Linked DNA regions of Homo sapiens: region 2 is linked to region 1. The links are chromatin loops, found by intact Hi-C in ENCODE. Cell type or tissue: heart right ventricle. All regions are shown on one strand. Links, peaks and the distances in the headings refer to the core of each region. The heading gives the core; the rest is flanking DNA. Region 1 overlaps CARMIL1 (capping protein regulator and myosin 1 linker 1). Region 2 holds the start of LOC101928663 (a long non-coding RNA gene).

Region 1 (8,000 bases), core at 1-8,000:
AAAAAGGCCACTTTAAAAATCAAAGGTCAAAGAAGCCAATAACTTGAAGCTAGAAGTCTGGTACAAACTGCTGTAATCATTTGCCATCGTTTCTCATCACGGATGTTTTAAGAGTATTTTAAGAATATGCTGTTCTAGCATGTTTTAAAATCAAAACATGCTGGAGGAAGAGTGACGTTCTTTGTAGAAAAGCAATAAACTTTTTGGTTGTTTTCTGATCACCCCTGACTATTCCAGCGATGACAAGCTTTTATATTTAATAATGTACAGTGCCGTAATCACATACAAGGAAAACAGTGGTTCTTCATGCACTTGAAATATTTGGGTCTTTCTCAGATCTGGCACAAGGTACAGGTATAACCGAATGTAAGTGCCTTGGTTCTGGACAATAAGCAGTTAGGGCTCTGGCTACAGGTTCTGAGTGAGGAGGGTGATGCTGACGGCTGCAATCTCATGTTTAGTGAGAACAGCTCCAGAAATGTCATCTCATCCCCCACCTCCATCCATACTGCTGCCTTAATTTAACAAGACAACTGGCAAAAATAAGCCCATAAAATGTGATTTATCATCCAACTCTTACTGCACCAAGATACTGTAGCTATGCATAAGACTCTCAAATAGCAAAGTGAGGATTCTATCACACAGTTAACGCATTACTCTCTAGTTTTCATCTAAGGTATTTTCTTATTTTATTATACCTAAGAAGTCAGAGGGACAAGGGATATTGGATTTCATGCATATTCAAGCTGCAAGCGAAGCATATTGTTCATACCAAACAAGACAGCCACCCATCTTCCATATGTCATGCATGGCTTATTCTTAAATACATCAGCCATGATCCTGTATGCTGCCCCCACCCCCAACTTTTCCAAAATGCTCAAAGCTGAGGAGTTTGCAATGAAAAAACAGTCAGAATTTCCTCCCTTTGGGAAATCAAAAAGTGCCCTGTCCAGGCACAATGCTACAGTGGGGCAGGATGTGCCCCAGGGGAAGATAAGGCAGGTGAAGGGATATGGTCTTTCAGATGATAGCTGAGAACACACAACAAAGAGATCAGTTCTTGCCTCCCTGTTTAAATTTTTCTTCTGTCAATCATGTGACTCTGCAATCAGAAGGTAAGCGCTTTTCCTAAGGGGGTGATGGCAATGGCCTGACTTACCTGCCCCACCTCCATCCGACCGTTCTACGCCGCTCAAAGCTGGGCTGGAAGAATCCTGGGATACGGCATCATTCCCAAGCTTCTAAAAAATTCAAGCACCATCCCCCCAAAAAGTGCACATTTATTTAATGCAAAAGTGAAAAAACAATGCAGATAATAAATGACAGCAAAGAAGGGCTCTTTAACTCAGCTGCTGTTATGGTGACTGTGCCTGACCTGTCTCCATAGGCTCTCTGGCTGGGACAAAACTGTGAGAAACACATTCTATTCTGTGTTTACGGTCAGGACTCTGGGGTCCAAAGTGTGGCCGGTTTGGTTCCTCGGAAGGCTCCTCACAGGTGAGAGGTGCATGGGGCCAGGGAAAGTCAGTGGGCTTGGTGACCTTTACTGTTTTTCTTGTTGAACACCTATGCAGGCTCTGCAGCCCCTGATGCTTTATGTGATGAGGGCCCTTGCATGCTAGAAATGTACAGAATCTGCTCTAGGTTTGGTTTCCAAAAATCTAGTTTTGGCTGGGTGCAGTGGCTCATGCCTGTAATCTATCTCAGCACTTTGGGAAACTGAGATGGGAGAATTGTTTGAGGTCACGAGCTTGAGACCAGCCTAGGCAACATAGTGAGACCCCCCATCTCTGCAAAAAATAGAAAAATTAGTCAGGCATGATGGCATGCATCTGAAGTCCCAGCTACTCAGGAGGCTGAGGCAGGAGGATCACCTGACCAACCCCAGGAGTTCAAAGCTGCACTGAACTATAAAAGCGTGCCAATGCACTCCAGCCTGGGTGACAGAGCGAGACCTTATCTATTTAAAAATATATATATAATTTTCAAAGCAGCAGAAACCTTTCCAACCTCAATGATAATACAGGTGAAAGGGGTCCTGAAATAGGCAGGGTCTTCCTTGCTTTGAGGTAGAACCACATGACACAGATCTATTATTTAGGAGGTAAATACAGATGAACAGGACCGAATAAATTTTTTAAAAATCTGCAGGTGGGAGGAATTAGTGATGGTGATGATGGGGAAAGTAAAATGCCACTGTCTTGGGGTAGGAGTAGAAAGTTTAGAAAGTCTACACTAGACTGAGGCATTTAGATACAAAAAAAAGATATACAAAGCAAAGTCTGGTGTTTACTTCATAACATCTAAGAATTATATTGACAAAGATGGTCTACATCTACTGCCTGTCTAACAAGCAAAAACACTGTGGACCAGTAGACCAGCAGGCATGATGATTCCCAAGGCAGTCTGACCTTCAGACTGCTGGTTCCTGCTCATCCCATGCTTCTGACAAACCTAAAAAGCTCTGCAGCCAATTCCTAACTTTAAACTGTGTTTGATGATACAGGAAGTATTATTTGAAATGCAGGTGAGATAAGCCTCATTCCCTGAATTCATCAATCTACCCCAGTCACACACTCCCCAGGAGTGCTGGCTCTATCAGAAGGAAGCACCCAAGTGGCAGGAAGGCTGAGGAATTTCTCAGGAAGATGACAAAAGCTCCACTGTCATGAATGCAAGGTGCTGAACAGATCTCCAGGAGGAAATGTGTATACAAGCACTGCAGCTAACACAAGCACACTATTCGGCATCACTATGGAAAAGTGATCCCCTAAAAAGGAAGTCCCATGCCAGCCCTCTGTGCCCAGGACAAGTGTCTGCAGGACAGGGCTGGGGACCATCCATGAAGTCCCCTTTCACATCCTTCCCTTTCAGGTTCCTCCAAGTGCATGGCAGGCACCTGAAAGTGAGGACCTCCTTAAATTCTGTACCCGGGGCACCCCATTTGCCTGCATCTCTAAAGCAATCCTGGGAGTTGTTCTCTTTTCCCTCCCAGATTTTTAAAGTTATTTATAAATCCCAAAGTGACTGTGGGGAATAAGGATAAAATAATACAATGCCCATTGCCTTTGTGTGTGGACAGATGACTTGGAGGCCCCAGAGGAAAATATATGAACTCTAAGTATTCACTGCTTATTTCTCTCTTTTGTCAATAAATGAAAAGTGTCATATCTTCATACTTACAGTTCTTTTTCTTTAAACATATTTATATGTATATATCTCAAATGCCAGCAACGCAAAGAGAATTACTTATAGGAGGGTGAAGACATCATATATTTTATCAACAGTATATTGATCATTGATGCTATTGTTGCTACCTTTAGAAAGAATACAGTCATGGTACTTTAGAAAAAAAATGTTCTAAAGCTAATTTTTGAAAAACTTCATTATTTAATGATTTTGACAGAAGACCCATGACTGGTCTGAATTTTAAATAGCAAGAATTTTTAACAATGGTTGTTTTAAAGTGACACTAGATGGCGCTAACAGATCATTAATACTGTGTAAGCCCTAAACAAATATAAAACCATAAGGGTTTTGTCACTTTAAGTCGATTTATATATCAAATCCAAAGTACATGAATAAAACACTCTAGTAAATGTCATCTTTACACCAAAAAGAAACTGTTAATCATGAAAAACATAAACAGCATATTAATCAAAACCGCACATTCATTGTTATAAAGAAATTCACAACATGGATTAAAATTTTAACATTTCCTTGGGCATCTGACTCACTAATGACATGGTTGTAGTATTATCCAGAATTCTGACCAGTGAGGGCCACACCATGCCTCCTTTGTTGAGTGAGCAGGATATAGTTCTGTGGTCTCTCCCAACTCTAAGGGTTGCTCAGTGAATTAGGAGGGTTCTGCAATTAAAGAATTGCTAAATAATGTTGATGTTGGTGGGAGAACTTTGGTAAATAGTTGTAAGATCAGGTGGGAAGTGGAGTTTAATTTTTAAACATTGGTTGTTTAGAAGCCATATAAAAGAGCTCCCTACACCTGCCATGTAGTTAATTGTTTACTTTCTGAAAGTCAAGGGCTCACCGGGATGAACTGTTTTATTGTGATACTTCAAATAAAATAGACATGTGATTTCCTTTCTTGGAGAACCAGTTGTGTAAAAATAATGGAGCTCAAGATAATGCACAGAAACCACAACCTGACTTAAACATAGGTATGTTCATCTTATCACACAGATACAATCCTTCATGTAGTGAGTGACAAGAGAAAACAGGGGTAAAAAGAAAAGTGAAAAAGACTCCTTATACTTTAAAAGGAGATTTGAAGAATAAATAATGTTTTAAGTCAGATTTGGGGGGAACTCAGCAAATTTTAAACTATGAAGTTATTCTCTGTAGCAACAGATGATATATATCAATGGTCAAATATTCAGTTAATTCTAATAGAATACCTTGAGTGTTTTTTCTTTTGTCTTTGTCTTTTAAATCTGGAATATAGCAAGGCATTCTTAGGTTTAAAAAGAGAATAATTTTTAGGTTTGAAAAGGGAATAAGTTAGAAAATAGTTCCCATTTTTATATATAATCTAGTTTCAGTGTTTTTATTTCCCTCTGTTAGTTCACCTATCTTCAATATTACCCTCAGTCTTCCATCTGGATTCAGCCGACTGTCTTTTCCCCCAGATGTGAGCATTTCACCTGGCCCCGGAACATCTCTGACATGCTTCCACAACATGCACAGGAGGCCCCTGGGCAGGTGGGGAAAGACCGGAGTCTTCAAAGCCTATGTTAGAATGCCGGCACTCCACAAGACTGTGACCCTCAGGCCAAAGTGAGAACATGGCCATTTCTTTAGGGTCTGTGCTCCAGGTTCTTTAGCAATAAGTTATGGTTTTGGATTTCTATTTAACCAACAGGCTATTTTTATTTTCTCACCCAAATAAACCCAGCGAGGGCAAAAACACAAACAAGGACAACCAAGTCAAAAATGAACCCCCACTTATCTCACGAAGACAAGGAGTAGATTGGGGGTTACCAGACGGCAGGAAGTGTGGGGACATGGGGGGAGATGAAAAGAGGTACAAAATGGGTACAAAAAACACAGCTGATAGAAGAAACAAGACCTAGTATTGGACAGATCAGTAGGGTAGCTCTAGTTAACAACAATCTATTGTCAATTTCAAAATAGCAAGAAGAGAGTAATTTGAATATTCCCAGCATAAAGGAAAGTTAAATGTTTAAGGTGATAGACATACATAAAAATATCACATGCACCATGAAAATGTGTGCATCTATTATATATCAAATAAATGAATGAATTAAAAATAGGTCCACCCTTACCTTCTGCGCACACGCAGCTCTCTTCTCTTGCTTGGCTTTCATCTCTGCCAGCAGACCACTGCCCATCACCTGGACCCCATACCTCCGCCCTGCCTGTGGGCTGCTCTTGCTGTCACTCCGTTCCACCTTCCCTATTTCTTCCCCTTGACTCTCTTCAAAGGAGTCAGGTGTTTTTATCTCCTCTATCCGTTCAGAATTGCCATTGTGCTCGGCGGCCTTTGTGTCCTTCCTGGGACAGTCCACAGGTGGACTTCTGACTGCCCCTTTTGGTGAGGAGGGTTCTTCTGTCATCAAGATCGTTGGTGGTCGCTCGGATTTGGACCGGGATTTGATTAAATTGAGAAAGCCACTACTTTTCCGAGAATCTCGCTTTTTCTTTTCATCTCCTCCTTCATTAAGCTCATGGGACTCTGAGCCTCTTGTTGACCATTTCCTGCATTTCAAACCAAGACACAGATCTGTTGTTTTTACTGTAAATAAGTTCCAGCAAGAATCAGTCAAAATATAAATATGGAGATTGCTACATATACAGTAACCATTCAGAAGCATTTTTAAAAGCAGATTTGAGTTACCGCCCTTAGGAAACAGAAAGGAATGTGGAATATCATTATCATATTCACGTGAGAAAATCGAGGCACGCACACATTAAGAATGAAAGATGAAAATGTAACTGGTACAGCCAGTTTGCTAGCTTACTCTAAAAGTAACCCCTCTCCCTTTGTTTCTTGTTTTATATATATATATAACCACTTGCTCTGCTTGAGAATTCCAAAGGGTAATCTTAAAACAATCCAGGCATAAAACAGAGGTGGTGGTACAATTTTCTCCCTTCCAAGTAGAAATTGGTACACAGTTAATCCATAACCTAACCCCTGCCAAGAGGAAACCAACCAGACCTCCAAATGGTCCATTACTCAAGATAGTCATCAGAAAACAACCAACAGACCTGCACCCCACACCACTCCTGTGCATAGTTTTCATGCCGCCTTTCACCTTAAAACCCCTTTAGCCAGCCTGAAAATTTGAGATGGCTTTTTGCGACTTGAGTCTGGCCATCTCCCAAGCTGTCGGCACTTGCATAAACCAAACTTTGCTTCTCATGCGTTTGACTTTTTGAGGGGCAAGCAGCTAAACCTGAGTTTGGTTCCAAAAGGCAGAGAGTATGCTCTGGGAGAGTTTTCAGAAGGAGAATATGCTGAAACTTGGGAAATGGAAGGGGAGAAGGAGTCAATGAAATGAGCTAAGTAGGAAGTATCACAGACAACTTGTCTCATTTAAAGCTGGCAGACTGAATATCCACTTAGCTCCCCTGAATCGCCATTAAAATAATAACAAAGGATTTATAAAAGAAAGCATAAGCCCTACAGGGGAGAAAAGGCAAAAACAATAAAATTTGGAAGCCAAAATACACTAGTTATGTGTGAAAATTGACTTAATAGATCAGAGAAAGCTGAAACCTAAGCCAACAGTCGGGGAGACCCAGAAGCATTTGATTTGTGCTGGCTCCAGAATGAGGAGACGCGGGCACCTCTGCAAGTGGAAGTGAAGGGGAAATGAAGACAGGAAGGTTCTCTTCTTTGTGAAGCCCATTCAAAAATTCATCGGATCCTCTCCCTAAACCACAGAGCCAATGATGCCCATCCCAACACCCAAGTTCACTCTCTGGAAAGAATGAACCAAAGAAGCTGAGCTGGGGGACTCCAAATGCAGCTGAGCTGAGTGAGGATCACGAAACAGGGAGGCTCAAGAAAGCCTGCACAGTGAGCAGTGACATCCCCGGGACTTTTTCTCCCTCTGCATGCCAGAATCAGACAGGCAGGTTTATACCTGCCAGGCAGGAGATCAAAGTTTCCAAAGCTCAACAGAAAGGACCTAAAGATTCTGAGAGTCAGGGATACCCTCTCCCCGCAACAAAATGGTCCAGGAAGACCACCCTACATTGAAGCCCACCAGTCGACAAGCTCTACCCACAAATTTCCAAGAAGCTCTTCGGTGCCCCCATTCCTTTTCAACACGGAAGAGAAAAAATATTGCATCCACCAACATGAATAATAGCAAAATGTGATAGCAGAAGTAGAAAACTCAAGGTTGGAAGATACAACTGAGGAAATCTCCCAGAAAAACAAAGGGAATATAAAGAATTAAAAAATAGGAGAGAAAAGGTAGAAATTAGTGGATTAACAGAGGAAATAAAAAATCTGAGTAATGGCCTGGGCATGGTAGTTCATGCCTATAATCCCAGCACTTTGGGAGGCTGAGGTGGGCAGACTGCTTGACCCTGGGAGTTCGAGACCAGCCTGGTCAGCATGGCAAAACCCCATCCCTACAAAAAATACAAAAATTAGCTGGGAGGGGTGGTCCATGCCTGTAGTCCCAGCTAATCAAGAGTCTGAGGTAGGAGTATCACCTGAGCCTGGAAGGTCAAAGTTGCAGTGAGCCATGATCACGCCACTGCACTATAGCCTGGGTGACAGAGTGAGATGCTATCTCAAATAATAATAATAATAGAAGTTTAAGAAAAAAAGTACAGAGAAAAAAGGAAGAAATTATGAAAGAAATAATTTTTAAAAATTCAGCAACAAAGGACATGAGTTTCCAGATTGAAATGGCTTATGAGTGTCAAGCAAATTGGTTTTTTAAAAAAATTAAAAAATAAAAAACCCACCTCAGGGCACATATCATCATAAAATTTTA
Region 2 (16,928 bases), core at 4,173-12,172, 340 kb after region 1:
AAGGAAAGAGAGAGAGAGAGGAAAGAAAAGTATGGCACTATTTAAACCATAGATGTTATGGAAGGCAGGCAGAGTGGAAAAAAGAGGGGATTTGCTTTTTTAAAATTTACTTTTATTTATTTTTTATTTCGAGACAGGATCTCACTTTATCACCCAGGCTGGAGTGCAGTGGCCTGATCATAGCTCACTCAACCTCATGGGCTCAAGCAATCATCCCACCTCAGCCTCCCAAGTAGCTGGGAGCAAAGACATGTGCCATTACACCCAGCTGATTTTTAAATTTTTTGTAGAGATGGGGTCTCCTTATGTGGCTCAGGCTGGTCTCAAACTCCCTGGATCAAGCGATCCTCCCACCTTGGCCCCTAAAGTGCTTGGGAGGCATGAGCCACTGCACCTGGCTTTGCCATAACTTTTTAGGATCATAATACAGTTGATAAAGTTGTAATTGTCACAGAGCAAAATTTGGAGGCGGTGGAGGTAATTTTGGCTGTGGTGAAAACTTTGGTGGAAGAGGAGGCTATGATGGAGGTGCTGGAAGCAGAGATAGTTGCAGAGGAGGTGATGGTGAATATAATGGATTTGGAAGTGATGGTGGCAACTATGGTGGTGGTCTTGGTTATAGTAAAATAAGGGGCTATGGTGGTGGTGGACCAGGACATGAAAACCAAGGTGGTGGATATGGTGGCAATGGTGGAGGATGTGATGGTTGCAATGAAGGAGGAAATTTTGACAGTGGTAACTATGATGGTGGTGGGAAGTATAGTGATTTTGGAAATTATAGTGGACAACAGCAATCAAATTATGGACCCATGAAAGGAGGCTTTCTGGGTGGAAGAAGCTCGGGCAGTCCCTATGGTGGTGATTATGGATCTGGTGGTAAAAGTGGTGGATATAATAACAGAAGGTTCTAAAAAGCAGCAAAAAAGGGCTTCAGTTCCTAGCAGGAGTTAAAGTGAGGAGTTACCAGGAAAGCAGCAGGTTACTTTGAGACAGTCGTCTCAAATGCATTAGAGGAACTGGAAAAATCTGCCATAAAAGGAACAATTATCCATAGTTAGAAAAGTTACTGCAGCTTAAATAGGAAACCCTTCTTGTTCAGGACTGTCATAACCACAGTTTGCAAAAAATACAGCTATTGATTAATGCAATGTAGTGTCAATTAGATGTACATTCCTGAAGTCTTTTATCTGTTGTAACTTTTTTTTTTCTTTTCGTTACATCAGGTGTATGGCCCTGTAAATTGTGATAGTGGTACCAGGAATAAAGAATTAAAGAGTTTTTAACTTTTCAAAAAAAAGAAGCCTAATAATTTATATAAAAATGCATAGAGCAGCTGGGTGCAGTGGCTTATGCCTGTAATCCCAGCACTTTGGGAGGCAGAGGCAGGTGGATCACAAGGTCAGGAGTTCAAGACCTGCCTGGCCAAGATGGTGAAACCCCCTCTCTACTAAAAATACAAAAAAAAAAAATTAGCTGGGCATGGTGGTGGGCACCTGTAATCCCAGCTACTCTGGAGGCTGAGGCAGAGAATTGCTTGAACCCGGGAGACAGAGATTTCAGTGAGCTGAGATCATGCCACTGCACTCCAGCCTGGGTGACAGAGGGAGACTCCATCTCAAAAAAAAAAAAAAAAAAAAAAGCATAAAGCCACAAGGACAAAGAAAATAGGAGATAGTAACAAACAAGAAAATTCAACATTTTGGATCTGAGAAAGCTAATAGATGCATGGTAGCTGACTTAGCAGACTAGTGAAAGATAAACTCTAACCCTCCGGGGAGAGAGTGAATAAAAAGCAAGTTAATTTCTATAGCAGAATCCAAGAAAAATCTCAGGAACTAGATACATAAGTTATCTCTAAATGCGGAAGTACAGAATGAAGGAGGATTGGTACAGATTTTAAAAGCTCTAGACACTCCATAGATTCCCTCCCCTACCTCACACAGCCAGTCTATGCACCCCCTGCACAGCTGCCTCAGATGGGAAGTTAACTCTTTGGAGAGGTTAAACCAAAAAAGACCTAGTCTTGGAACAGCAGAGGGTGAAAGTGAGAAGCCATACCATATGGAAAGGGAAATATTCCTAAATATAAGCCCCTCAAAAATTCATTCTCTGTTTAGTTATCAGAAGTCTAGCAGCAAGGCTTATAATTCCAGTCAGAGAATTGGAGAATTCCTCTCCTATGTTATTAATCATCTTTAAATGAAAAACCTATGAGATACTGACCTACAGGGACTGGCCAGTGAATAGGTCAAGTCCCCACCTGTCCCCCTCAATTGAGACCCACCATTTGACAAAGCCTGCCCATTCATGTAAAGCTTCAGATCAGCTTTGTTATGCCTCACTGTAAATACAGACATCAAAGGCACACTGACATTTGAGGAAAGCCTCTACCATGAAAGCCAGAGACCAAAACAAACAAACCCCAACAAGGGACATAGAAGAGCATGGAAGTAAAAGAAAACTTCAAAAATCTGTAGTGAGAGAAATTCTGCCTCTGGCTGCAATGGAATAGCAAGGATTGGACATTCTCTCCCACAAAAACCCAGAAAAATATGCAGAACGTAAAAAGCTTTTATTTTTCAAACATTGGACATCAGGTAGGACAAGATTTAATCACTAAAAGAAGTTGAAACAAACAAGGTGATCACTATGATTGCCCCTGATATCTTCCTGGAAATAACCAGACTGTAGATGCAAAGAGGGGGATCCTAAACAGAGTCTATTGAGTCAAGCAGATGTAGGGATCAGAGAGGCCAAGGGGGCTGAATGTTACGAGGTAGAGTTCTAGAGATGAGGGAGCTGTGCTGAAAAGAGCTCCAAAAATCTGCATAGGGGTCTCTTTGAGTCTTTGCTGTGTATGTGGCCAGACAGGAATAAGGTGAAACTCCACAAGGGCAGGCAAAAACCACTGGAGAATTGTAAGGTGAACTACTTCTAGAGCTCACACAGGGCAGAGAGATATTTGAGTTCTGACCAGTCCAAGTGGGAAGTCATCTGTTCTCATTTTGGGCATCTGGTGGAGACTTTGAGAAGCTGGGAAAAGAAGAGAAAATAAAATCCAAAGTAAATAGAAGAAAGAAAATAATACAGGTCATAGCAGAAATCAATGAAATTGAAATTGGACCCATAACTTTTTAAAATTAGTAAAACTTAATCTGGGTCTTTGCAAAAAAATTTATTAAATTTTATGCAACACTTGGTGGACTGATCAAGACAAAAAGATAGAAGACACAAATGACCAATATTAGGAATGAGAGGGGGACATGATTACAAATATTAAAAGGGATAATATTGGAGATATTATGAAGAACATTATGCCAATAAATTTTACAGGTTAAATGAAACCTACACATCCCTTGAAAGATAAAAATGTCAAAAGTGACTCAAGAAGAAATAGAAAAAATCTGAAAAGCCCTAAATCTACGAAAGACATTTGAATTTCAAAATAAAAACCATCCCATAAAGAAAAGGAAAAACAGTCACATCAATTATCTCTTTACACACACAAACAACCATAAGGCAAAATTCAACATCCATTCAAAATAAAAACTCTCATTAACTAGGATAGAGGAGAATTTCCTCAAATTAATAAATTGAATCTATGGAAAACCTATAAGTAATGTTATATTTACTGGTGGAAGCATTTAGTCCCCCTTATGCTTCCCTCCTTAAATCAGAACCAAGACAAGAGTATCTACTCTTCCTATTTATACTCAATATTATGCTAGAAGTCTTAGCAATACTAATAAGGCAAGAATAAGAAATGAAAGACATAATGGGCAGAAAGGAAGAAAAGCCTGTCTTATTTGAAGATGGCATGACTGTATACATAGAAAATCCTAAGCAGGCCAGGCATGGTGGCTCACGCCTGTAATCCCGGAACTTTGGGAGGCCGAGGAGGGCGGATCACGAGGTCAGGAGATGGAGACCATCCTGGCTAACACGGTGAAACCCCGTCTCTACTAAAAATACAAAAAATTAGCCAGGTGTGGTGGTGGGTACCTGTAGTCCCAGCTACTCGGGAGGCTGAGGCAGGAGAATGGTGTGAACCTGGGAGGCAGAGCTTGCAGTGAGCCAAGATGGCACCACTGCACTCCAGCCTGGGCTACAGAGCAAGACTCCGTCTCAAAAAAAAAAAAAAAAAAATTTGCTGGGCATGGTGGTGTGTGCCTGTAGTCCTAGCTACCTGGGAAGCTAAGATGGAAGACTCACCTGAGTCCAGAAGGTCGAGACTACAGTGAGCCATGATCCCACCACTGTACTCCTGCCTGGGTGACAGAGTGAGATCTTGTCTCAAAAAAATAAATAAAATAAAATAAAGAGAGAGAAACACTCAGCAATAAAACGAAATGAACTAATATTATATATGGCAATATGGATGAATCTCAAAAACATTATGCTAAGAAAAAGAAATCTAGACACAAAAGAGTGTGTACTTGTGGTAACAGGAGGCATACAGTTGTCTAACCTCAGATTCCATGGGGATTCTATTTTTGGAAATCAGAAAAGATAAAATAACTCTCAGAATGATATATATATTACTAGAAATGTTTATTTCTGTAGGTTATTGGGAAGAATCTGCTTTGTACCTCATTCAGGATGTTGACAGAATTTAGTTCCTTGTGATTATGGAACTGAAATCTCTGTTTCCTTGCTGGCTGTCACTCAGGGCCCATTCTCAGCTCCGAGGGCCAGCTTACTTTCCTTGGCATGTGGCCCCTTTCCATTTTCAAAGTGAGCAAAGCTAGAATCTCTCTTGCATCAAACTCCTCTCATGCTTCTAACCTCTTTCACCAGAAAGAGACTTGTCCTTTTTAAGGACTCACCTGGACAGGTCAGGACCACCAAGTATAGTCTCTCTTTCTCTCTCTCTCTCTTTTTTTTTTTTTTTTTTTTTTTGAGACAGGGTCTCACTGTGGTTGCCCAGGCTGGAGTGCGGTGGCACAATATTGGCTCACTGCAGCCTCAACCTCCCAGGCTCAAGTGATTCTCCTGTCTCAGCCTCCTGAGTAGCTGGGATTACAGGTGCACACCACCATGCGTGGCTAACATTTTTGTATTTTTAGTAGAGACAGGGTTTCACTACATTGCTCAGGCTGGTCTCAAACTCCTGGACTCAAGCAATCTGCCTGCCTTGGCTTCCCAGAGTGCGGGATTGCAGGCGTGAGCCACTCACTGCACCTGGCTAGTCTCTCTCTCTCTCTCTCTCTCTCTCTCTCTCTTTATTTATTTATTTATTTATTTATTTATTTAACTTTAAGTACTGGGATACATGTGCAGAACGTGCAGATTTGTTACATAGGTATACAAGTGCCATGGTTGTTTTCTGTACCCATCAACTTGTCATCTAGGCTTTAAGCCCTGCATGCATTAGGTTAATTCTCTCCCTCCCTTTCCTCCTCACCCTAGTCCCTCTTTCTTAAAGTCATCTGTACTACATATAACACAACCTAATAATGAAAGATCCCATCATATTTACAGGTCCCTTCCATGCTCTAGGGGAGGGAATATACCACAATCTGCTACCACAATAAAGTTGGCATAAAACATAGAAAAAATTAAGAGAAATTTCAGCAAATCATTGTATTGTGAATGCTGAATGATGGGCGATACGTGTTTTTGTTTAGTTTTACTAACTTTGTTGTGTATGTGTGTGTGTGTTGTATTTTTAGCATATTGATCAATCACAAAAAGAATACTAAACTACTTTTATTAGTGAATGTACTTATTTTTCACATTTCTTTTCTATTTTTATTAATATCTGTATACTCAGGATTAACCTTTGTTGTTTGCTTCTGTCCTCTGGAACCTGATATCTGGGGCAATTTCAAAAAGTAATTTCTGAAGTGGGGGCAATAAATAAGTCAACCTAAAAAGAGAAAATAGCAGTCTGAGAAATCTTTCCAAATTTTCTGTTTAAAAAATCTGGCCACATAAGAAGTAAAAATAATAATAGCCATCAATGATGCTAAGCCACTGACACATTTCATCAGCATTGCTTATCTCCTATTTTCCCATTGTTCAATGTCGTCACATGAATTGTCATAAAAATGAGATTATTATTGTTCAGTTGCTCATTAGTTCAGGCTGTGGAGATCTCCTAAAAAGGATAACTTGTCTTTTGAGACCTCCCTATTTGTTACTAGAGAAAAGTGTGGGATGTTTTGGATTGCAGATGGAAAGTTTTCCTCTTTAACTGAACTCTTGAGATTGTAGTGAAATCATCCATGTCCTGAAGCATCATAATCGTTCCCATATGGACGAATTCATTCAATAAACAGTTATATTTGCATATATAGATTATCCCTAGAAATAGTTTGTCCCTGTTTTGGGAATCTTTGCTGTTCAAACAGCTCTCAAGGGTATATAAGAGGGTTTTACTCCTCTTACCCACCTCCCCATTACAACTCAGTTCCCTAGTGTTTTCCTCCAAATATTTTTAAGAAGTGAGGTAAGCTGGCTCTGAGGCTTCTAAATTCTGAATTCTGGCTCATTTTAACTGAGTCATTCCGGAGGTCCTAGCCTTGAAACAACTTATCTTTGGTTCCAATAAACAATAAGCTTAAGAAAAAAAGTTAGCTGTCTAATAGCCCCATGATTCCCTTGGCTATCTAGCTAGAAACTCTGTTCGCAAATCTGCTGCATCTTTGATGAATAGGAAATTTACAAATAATTCACAATTATGTTGAGTCAGCGCAGGTAGGGAGTTATCAGACAGTCAAAATACTTTAAAAGTGACCTGTTGGAAAAGTACTAATTTAAAAACCTGCTCAGATTTTTGCTTTCTTTCTAGCGATTACCTTAAGATTGTATTGCACCCTTTGTTATATTTTTAGATATTTAGATTTTCTTTTCCTTTATTGCTGATATTGTTATTGCTCTATGAAGCAATACAACTTTTAGCCATCTGCTTCTCTTCCTCTTTTGGATAATTGACATTTTGTCAAATGGCAAAAAAACAGTATCAACCATACTAAGTAATAACTAGCATTTATTAACCCTTCCTTCATGTTGAAGATAAAGCACTTCAAGTGTTTTATCTCATGTAACTCTCGAGACAACTTAAGAGGTAGGTGCTTTTATTATCTCTAGTATTTAAATAGGGAAGCTTCACTCCAGACGGGTTAGATAACTGTCCCTAAGTCACACATTGACACCACAGAGTAGTTCTGATGATAGGTTGTGGTGCTTCTACACATTCCCAATCTAAAATGCCAGTAAAGAAGTGACTGCTACTGCCATCTGCTGGTAACTAGCAGAGTTGCTAGCTACTTTTGCTCATGCTGCAATTAAAAATCTGTACAAATTAGTGTTTGCAATGAGAGCTCTCTTCTGACACACGTTGGTGTCTCATGATGCCATCTATCATGCTAGTGTTTAGAACAGTCCCTGACACACCGTAAGCACTCAATATTTATGGAATGAACAAATGGAGATCCCAGGAGAGTTTTTGTTGGTAAAACTTCTCAAGTTGTCCTGAAAGAACACAGAAGCTGTCTCCACACAAAGCAGTGATGGTCTTTCTTTCTTTCTTTCTTTCTTTCTTTCTTTCTTTCTTTCTTTCTTTCTTTCTTTCTTTCTTTCTTTCCTTTCTTTCTTTTCTTTCTTTCTTTCTTTCTTTCTTTCTTTCTTTCTTTCTTTCTCTCTCTCTCTCTCTCTCTCTCTCTCTCTCTCTCCTTCCTTCCTTCCTTCCTTCCTTCCTTCCTTCCTTCTTTTTTTCTTGAGATGGAGCTCTGTTTCCCAGGCTGGAGTGAAGTGGTGCGATCTCGGCTCATTGCAACCTCCACCTCCTGGGTTCAAGCAATTCTTCTGTCTCAGCCTCCCGAGTAGCTGGAATTACAGGTGTCTGCCACCACACCTGGCTAAGTTTTGTATTTTTAATAGAGACGGGGTTTCACCATGTTGGGCAGGCTGGTCTCGAACTCCTGACCTCAGGTGATCCGCCCAACTCAGCCTCCCAAAATGTTGGGATTACAGGCATGAGCCACCACGCATGACATATGATGCTGTTTTTCAAGTGTTTACTTCATTCACTGTGCTGCCTCTGCATTTACAATCTCCTTTGAATTTCCTTGTTATAACCTAGTTTATAAGTGGAGTCTCACTCATGTTTAAATCTAACTTTATCAGTTACATCGTATAGGTTTTAGAAGGAATCCTAGTTTCAGAACTGACAGAACTGAAAAATCCTGGCTAGTGTTTCCCAAGCCCTGTTTCAAAAGATGGTGATTTTAAAAAAGTGTTTAATAGACAAATAAGTTTCAGAAGCAGTACATTAGATAAATTTCCCTTGTTTTCTTTCTTTCTTTTTTTTTTTTTTTTCACTGTAGAACTTCTTAGAGTATTGAGGCAGGAGAATGGCGTGAACCTGGGAGGCGGAGCTTGCAGTGAGCCGAGATTGCGCCACTGCACTCCAGCCTGGGCGACAGTGAGACTCCGTCTCAAAAAAAAAAAAAAAAAAAAAAAAAAAAAGAACTTCTCCGAGTATTAGAAATCTTTGAGAAGGGTTATACATAAAACCGTATTTGGCAGCTTGGGCTGCCATAAAAAAATATCATGGGCTAGGGTCTTAAACAAGAAAAATTAATTTTCTTACAGTCTGGAGGCTGGAAGTTCAAGATCAAGGTGCTGACTTGTTAGGTTTCCAGTGAAGGCTCTCTTCCTGGCTTACACATACCTGCCTTCTTGTTTTGTCTTCACAGGGTCTTTTCTTGGAGGATGATATTGGAGAGAGTGAGAGGTGCTCTTCTTATGTCTCTTCTATTAATGACACTAATCCAATTGGATCAGTTCTGCACCCTTATGACCTAATTCAACCTTAAATACTTCCTTAGAGGCCCCATCTCCAAATACAGCCATACAGGAGGTGAAGACTTCAAAATATGAATCTGGGGGGGACACAAACATTCAGTCCACTTACAAATAGGACTTGATCACAGATTCTTTCTCATTTAGCTCCTATTAACATCCTAAAAGACATTAGTGTTTTGTGGAACTCACTTGGAAATTTCCAATATACCAAACTCCAGTTACTACAGATGGAGTCCAGTGAGAATAATTTTCCTAATATCATACAGCTAGTTATTGGCAAAGCTAGAACTCTCATTTTAAGTGTTGTTTTCATGATATCATGCTTGTTCTATTTTATTTCTCCATACGAAAATAAACACTAGTATTGCCTTTGCAGAACTTTACAGTTATAAAGGGGATGTGAACTAACATTTATTGAGTGCTACTATGTGACTTTTCTACCCTCCCCCGTGCTAAATGGGTTAAACATTCCAGAATTTATGACTGTTGCATTTCACATCATGATTTAATAAATGCTTGAATGACAGCCTCTATGGGATGAGTCAGTGAGAGTCTGCCCTGAGAGATACATCTTGCTGATTTTCTATGTGTCAGGCACACAGAAAATGTTTTTTTTTCTTTTTTTTCTGAGACAGAGTCTCACTGTGTTGCTCAGGCTGGAGTGGGGTGGCACTATCTTGGTTCACTGCAATCTCCGCCTCTTGGGTTCAAGCAATTCTCCTGCCTCAGCCTCTCAAGTAGCTGGGACCACAGGCACCAGCCACCACACCTGGCTAATTTTTTGTGTGTTTTTAGTAGAGATGGGGTTTCACTGTGTTGATCAGGCTGGTCTTGAATTCCTGACCTCGTGATCCGCCCGCCTCGGTCTTCCAAAGTGCTCGGATTACAGGCATGAGCCACCGCACCGGGCGGCCTTTTTTCTTTCTTTCTTTCTTTCTTTCTTTCTTTCTTTCTTTCTTTCTTTCTTTCTTTCTTTCTTTCTCTCTCTCTCTCTCTCTCTCTCTCTCTCTCTCTTTCTTTCTTTCTTTCTTCTTTCCTTTCTTTTTTTTTTTTTTTTCTCGCCCAGGCTGGAGTGCAGTGGCCCGATCTCAGCTCACTGCAAGCTCCACCTCCTGCGTTCATGCCATTCTCCTGCCTCAGCCTCCCAAGTAGCTGGGACTACAGGCCCTGTTTGTATTTTTAGTAGACACGAAAGTAGCCAGGATGGTCTGGATCTCGGGACCTCATGATCCGCCCGCCTCGGCCTCCCAAAGTGTTGGGATTACAGGCGTGAGCCACGGCGCCCGGCCGGGTTTTTTTCTTTTTTTTTTTAATTTTAATCTTTTAAAAACCTTTAAACTGACAAATAATAATTGTACATATTCATGGGGGTATATAGTATTGTTTTGAAACATAATGTATGGTGATTAGATCAGGGTAATTAGCATATCCATCATCTGAAACAATGGTCATTTCTTGGGTTGGGAACATTCTGTATCCTCCTCCTCCTCTAGCTATTCGAAACTATGTATTACCTACAGTGGTATAGAACAATAGAACTTATTCCTCCTATCTACCTGTAATTTTGTCCTTTAACAAATCTCTCCCTATCCTGCCCCCGACCCACCCTTCCCATGACCCTCCCCAGCCTCTGGTATCCTCTGTCCTACTTTTTACTTCTATGAGCTCAACATTTTTTTTTTTTTTAGCTTCCACATATGTGTGAGAACATGTGGTGTTTAACTTTCTGTTCCTGGCTTATTTCACTTAACATAACGTCCTCCAGTTCCAGCCGTGCTCACATTGGCCTTTTTTTTATGCTCTAGAAAGTTATATTGTTTTCTGCCACAGACTTCATAATGCTGTGTTCTTTTCTACTCTTCTTTTTTACTTCCCACCTTGTTCTCCTGCACTTCAGATGCACAGAATTGTGTTAACCATAAACTTTGGGTGTTTATATGCCATCATCCTTGATCCATTCACAATACCATTCAATAATATAATAAACATCCAACCCAACAATCAGAATAAGTAACCTATATTTATCTACATGTGCCTTTCTTGTCTCATCCCATTGCATCTCCCTCAAATAATATTTTGATCCTAAATGTTAGATTTATTGTTTGCTTGCTTTTTGTTGTTTTTGCTTGCCTAACCACACACAACACCACACACACACACACACACACACACACACACACACACATCTCTATTGGTTACATGGTTTAATTTTTTTTGTTGTTGTTTGTTTGTTTGTTTTGAGACGGTGTCTCGCTCTGTCACCCAAGCTGGAGTGCAGTGGCGCTATCTTGGCTCACTGCAAGCTCCGCCTCCCGGGTTCACGCCATTCTCCTGCCTCAGCCTCCCAAGTAGCTGAGACTACAGGCACCTGCCACCACGCCTGGCTAATTTTTTGTATTTTTAGTAGAGATGGGGTTTCACTGTGTTAGCCAGGATGGTCTTGATCTCCTGACATTGTGATCTGCCCGCCCTGGCCTCCCAAAGTGCTGGGATTACAGGCGCGAGCCACCGCGCCTGGCCTTTTTTTTTTTTTTTTTTTAAATAGTCCAGAGGTCTTTTATTTTATTTCTTTAACACCTATTATGCATGAATTCATAGGGAATAGATTCCAGCAGCTCAAGCTCTTTCCCGTTGGTTCTCACACAGTGTGCTTCTCTGGGTGGAGCAGGCTGGTGCTTCAGTTGAACCCAGGTACTTTTCTCTTTGGCTTCCTTCTTTTTCTGATCATTTTCCTTCACGCATTTCAGGAAGCTACCTCGGCTCTTAGAGTGTTTAATGTGCTCAATATGCACATTAATTCTCTTGGCAAGAATCTTGCCCTTAACTTGTTTGTTTAAAACAATGCCAAAAGCATGCTGGGTAAAATTGTAGACTCTTCCAGTTTTGCCATGGTAACACCTGTGGGGCATTCCTTTTTGAACAGTACCCCTTCCCTTGATGTCTGCAATATCACCTTTCTTATAGATTAGCATATATGTGGCCAAAGGAACAACTCCATGTTTTTGTAAAGGCCTAGAGAACATATATCCAGTGCCTTTCCTTTTTGCCTTTGTATTCATCATTTTGGCAAATTACTGGAAGATGACGGTTCTGGCCAAAAGGCTGGTTTTGTTTTTGGGTCACATTTTCTTGCTTCTCTGCGTTAGAATCTTGGATTAGATGATGGACATGGTGAAGGTTGTATCATTTAGTGTCTAGACTTTGTAATCTTCCTTTAAACATAACAATATTATTTTGAGTTTTTTTCTAGCAGGCTTACTGATTCTTTCAAATGATTTGTTTGTTTGTTTGTTTTATAAAAAACTGGATCTGCTATATTGCCAAGGCTGGGCTCAACTCTTGGGCTCAAGTAGTCCTCCTGCTTCAGCCTCCTGAGTAGCTGGGACTACAGACATGCATCACCATGACCGGCTTAAAGGTTGTTGTTAATCTTTGTTAGGGTCGGTGTGGAGTACCCTATTTTAGCTTTGCTCCAAAGGTGCAGCTTTTCTGGGGCCTTTAGTGAATACATAAGTATTTAGCAAGGTGTTTCTACTCTACTTGGTCAGAAATGTAACATCCCTCAGTCCTCTGAGAGTTGTTTAGCTTCAGTTACCTGGTAACTGTTCTTAGTAGGATTCATCCATTCTATCACATATGGTTTGTATGTATTCACTTTTACTAGTTACGTTGCTAAATTCTTTCTATGATTTTTCATGTGGTGGTATTATCACTTATTTTATAGATGGAAAATATGAGGTGCAGAGAAGTGATGGAAAAAAGAGAAGATCAGGATTTCAGTTTTTTTCTGCATTTCTCATCATCCCATGAAGTCTCTTGATAACATAAGCCAAGTTTTCATATACCTTGACGTGTGTGATACTTACGTGGTGCCAAGAACAAGATGCATACTCAATAAATATTCATCACTATAGGCAAAAGCGGGCACAGATGGAAAATAAAATTATTTGAAGGTAAAGAACACTTGATTAAGAATTAGTCAGCAAAATAACATTAAATTGAGTCAGAATAAATGGGTTCTAGGCTTCACCCCATTGTGAATGAATAATATATTACTTTTAGACAGTGTTTTCCTATACTTGTTTATGTTTGCTCGTCACAAAAACCTGCTGAGCTAACCTAGGGTAAGGTCTTGGTAGGAAGACATCCCAGAGTCACAAGGCAACAAACACGTAATGAAGGCAAGTTTTAAAATCAGATCTTCTGAATATTAAAAAAAAAAATTTTTTTTAGAAGGGTCTCACTCTCACCTAGGCTGGAGTACAGTGGCACTGTCACAACTCCCTGCAGCCTCAAACTCCTGGGCTCACGTGATCCTCTCATTATCTTAATCGCTTTGAGTCTCAGTTTTCCCATCTATAAAATGGGGATATCACTTAGTTCACTAGGTTGCTCTGGTGTTTAAGGGAAATAAATACATATAAAGCATATTGAAATATTTAAAGAATTCAATAAATGTTTATTATTAGGAAACAAACATATGGTAATTTTTGAGCCAGAGTCTCATTCTGTTGCCCAGGCTGGAGTGCAGTGGCACAATCTCGGCTCACCACAACCTCCGCCTCCTGGGTTCAAGGAATTCTCCTGGGTTCAAGCGATTCTCGTGGCTCAGCCTCCCAAGTAGCTGGGACTACAGTTGCACGCCACCATGCCCAGCTAATGTATGTATTTTTAGTAGAGACGGGGTTTCACCATGTTGGTCAGGCTGGTCTTGAACTCCTGACATCAGGTGATCTGCCCACCTTGGCCTCCCGAAGTTCTAGGATTACAGGTGTGAGCCACTGCGCCCAGCAACAACAACAACAACAACAACAACAACAACAACAACAAAAATCTTAAACAAACAAAAAACCCAACAGGGTTTATGACACCAAATCCTGTCAACTATCAACCACACCATATTGTACCTCTCACCACATATTTTTACTTAAATTATGTAACATTTCTTAGCCTTGGTTTTCTCACTGAAAACAGGGGAGGCTGAACTTAACTATACATAACTCTTCTGCTTCTAAATGTGTCTGAGAGAGAGACTGAAATAAGCAAGGGAGAGTGGATGTCCTTCATGCTTAAACTTAAGATCCCAATTTTTATCCGAAATGAGCTTAAACTTTCCCTCCTGTGAATTTGCTACTCTTTTTGAAGCTAATAACAATTAAAAAATAGAGCTATCTTTAATTCAGCAAAAAATAATTATTTCTAAATCCTGAGAGATCAATGAGACTGCAAACCTAACAAATTCATTTTTAATGACAAAAACACTAATTTCGTCATAAGGAGGCAATGATAAGATTCATTTATTTTGTATAAAACATTATAATTTATCATTTTTAACAAAATGGATACCACACATTTTCCTTTCGGAATAAATGTTTTAATCACCCTTTCGATGTGATATCTTTTGATCAACAGGAATTTTTGGCATCTCTAAACCCTCTTCCAAATTATTCAGGGCTCACTTTGGTTTTTAAAATTAACATTTGATTGATTTAAGTAACAAATGCAAAAGCCCAGTTTCCCCTTACATTTAAGTTTATTTTATATATTTAAAAATTCAATTTATAAATAAGGTAATATTATAAAATTCATTTTTAAGGTGACCTTTGATTATTGCTTAGTCCGATTTGCAAACTTTGTTAAATATTTTAAGTAACTTATACATTTATTATTTTCAAATTTTTTAAGTTCTTTAGTTTTCTGACTTACAAAGAAACCTTCCTGGTTATTTAAATAAGCATAATAAACCTAATAATCTTGTATTTATGCTGAACCCTTATAAATTACATAAAATTGTCTTAAGGCTTTCAACCTAAGAGAAGTCTGGATCAATGGTGATGTTTCAAATTTTAAATTCAGGGCCATTTGGCTAATCTATTGAATAATTAATATATTCAGAATTTCTTAAACATTACATTACTTAAAGCTACCACATTAGTCACAGTTTATCCACAAACATAAACCTGAAATATTAGAACTAATTTTTTGCTTTTAAAAAAGCATTCCTGTACTAAATTCTAGCTCTTTTTAGGACTAATTCACTTTCAAGAAAAAAACAATTCAGTCTTCCCACTATCATACCAGAGATTTTGGTAAGGAGCTTAAGCTGAGGCATCTAAGACAATTTCCCTCTCAGCCATGACGGGCATGTGGAAGTTTCCAAGCCCACGCCCTCCATGTAACCAAGTAACATGTTACGTAAGTGTCAAGGCTGGATTAATTCGGCAACTCATTCTAGATTGTTTTATTATTTGATTATATTAAAATAATTTAAGATTAATTTTTTTTTTCTGAAATTCTTTTCATGTCTCCTAACTGAGACCTGGTTAGATTCCACATATCCCTCTTGTCTTATCCAGCTCTAAGTCACAGTTCCGGGGACATTTTAATGATGCCTCCAAGCACATACAGACATTGCCAGGAACCTTGCTGCTCACTAACAGATGCTCCAGTCCTTGGACATCCCACATTTGAAAAAGCAGCACTGGCTGTGAGAAAAGCATAAATAATTTAAACAAAATAGGAAGAGCTAGAATGAGAACTAGTGTGAAAAGTCAAGACAAATCGAAGTATATTACTTGAATGTAGACGTGATCTGCAGTGAGACCAGAGTCTATCACATGCACACATAGAAAATGATTATATTTGTTCAGCACATCAGCATAAACAGATAAGGTAGCTCTCAACTGAAGGAGGTCTTCCCAGGGGATCGAGCACATCCCCAGGCCCTGCCTGGCTGCCCTGTGGGCTGAGAGAACCAACATGTCAACACATCTGATATCTATTCACTGTATGACAACATGGATTATCTGGGCTAAGGGTTCTTGTAATTTAAAAAATACTATTTAAGACAAATGTGATAAGGAGCCTACAACTTGTATGGCCCCCATGGACTCATAGTAATTGTTGAGATGTTTAAGATCTGAGGCTGGCTCCTTAGTGGCACTGAACCAACATATTTCAGTGTCAATCAATTGCATAACCATCACCTTAGTGTCAATGTCCTGGATATCCGCACACTAACATGCACATATAATTACATATATTTTACATCTTAGAGTGCAGCAAAATTTATTTTTTTAAAGCTCCCTCATCATCTTTTAAAACATTTATTCTCATTAGGCTTTCTGATTCACTTTTATTAACAAGTAATAGGAAATATAAGTTTATTGTTTTATTTATTTGTTCAACAATGGGAACACAACTAGTAAATGAAAGAGCTAGTACTTGAACCCAGGTTCTTAACTATAATCTTATTGCATCTGTTGCTGCTGAGGCACACATTATTAACCATTATTAGTAGGTAAGTTTTCTGCAGAACTAAAGAGATATCCAAAGACAGCAATAGCAAATACCACCATCAGAATTGGCCCCAAAAGAATACGATCTTGGATATTTTATTTTTGCATAAATACAGTTCAAGTTTCCACAACTCAAAAGAAAAGAGGGAACCTGGAGAAGTTTCAGTGTACAACCATAAAGTTTGATTTTTTTTTAATCACATGAGGAAAGCTGAATAATACCAATTTACTTAGTTTGAGGGTGAGAAGAGCTCTCACGTACAAGAAAGCCCACATCCCTGCCTTAATCTTAAATGATATATCTGTGTGATTTTTTTTTTTTTAGACGGAGTTTTGCTCTGCTGCCTGGGCTGGGCTGCAGTGGTATGATCTCGGCCCACTGCAACCTTCACTTCCTGGGTTCAAGTGATTCTCCTGCCTCAGCCTCCCAAGTAGCTGGGACTACAGGTGCACACCACCACGCCTGGCTAATTTTTGTATTTTTAGTAGAGACAGGGTTTCACCATGTTGGCCAGGCTAGTCTCAAACTCCTGACCTCAGGTGATCTGCCCGCCTCAGCCTCCCAAAGTGCTGGGATTACAGGCGTCAGCCACTGTGCCCGGTCATGATTTCTTCTTTTTTCTTCTTCTTTCTTTCTTTCTTCTTTTTTTTGAAACAGGATCTCACTCTGATGCCCAGGCTAGAGTGCAGTGGTGCAATCTGAGCTCACTTCAGCCTTGAACTCCAGGGCTCAAATGATCCTCCCACCTCAGCCTCCTGAGTAGCTGGGACCACGGGTGTGTCCCTCCACACCCAGCTAACTTTGCTTAATTTTTGTAG

The links. A loop is a pair of places that touch in the nucleus more often than their neighbours do. Peaks named below come from ENCODE experiments on the same cell type or tissue, not always from the same donor. Only the 100,000 strongest peaks of a DNase experiment are listed, where the experiment ranks them.
Region 2: it touches region 1 in a loop (6-fold over the local background); 64 of 110 quality-filtered maps call a loop at or near these places.

What each region holds. Positions count from the first base shown.
Region 1 is chr6:25,598,053-25,606,052 of GRCh38, reverse strand. It overlaps CARMIL1 (capping protein regulator and myosin 1 linker 1), which reads right to left. Exons shown (of 37, transcript NM_017640.6): 33 at 5,307-5,739; 34 at 1,160-1,241. Among named protein-coding and RNA genes, the nearest start is that of SCGN, 50 kb to the left of the region's middle. In heart right ventricle, for the core only: a CTCF peak has its summit at 3,482 (motif pointing right); no DNase peak of the experiment used is centred there; H3K27me3 peaks cover 512 bases.
Region 2 is chr6:25,256,184-25,273,111 of GRCh38, reverse strand. It overlaps LOC101928663 (a long non-coding RNA gene), which reads left to right and starts at 11,705. Exons shown (of 3, transcript NR_110863.1): 1 at 11,705-11,988; 2 at 12,536-12,764. It also overlaps the pseudogene RPL21P68 and the pseudogene HNRNPA3P17. In heart right ventricle, for the core only: CTCF peaks have their summits at 7,042 and 7,247 (motif pointing left); a DNase peak (open chromatin) is centred at 7,247; H3K27ac peaks cover 1,353 bases.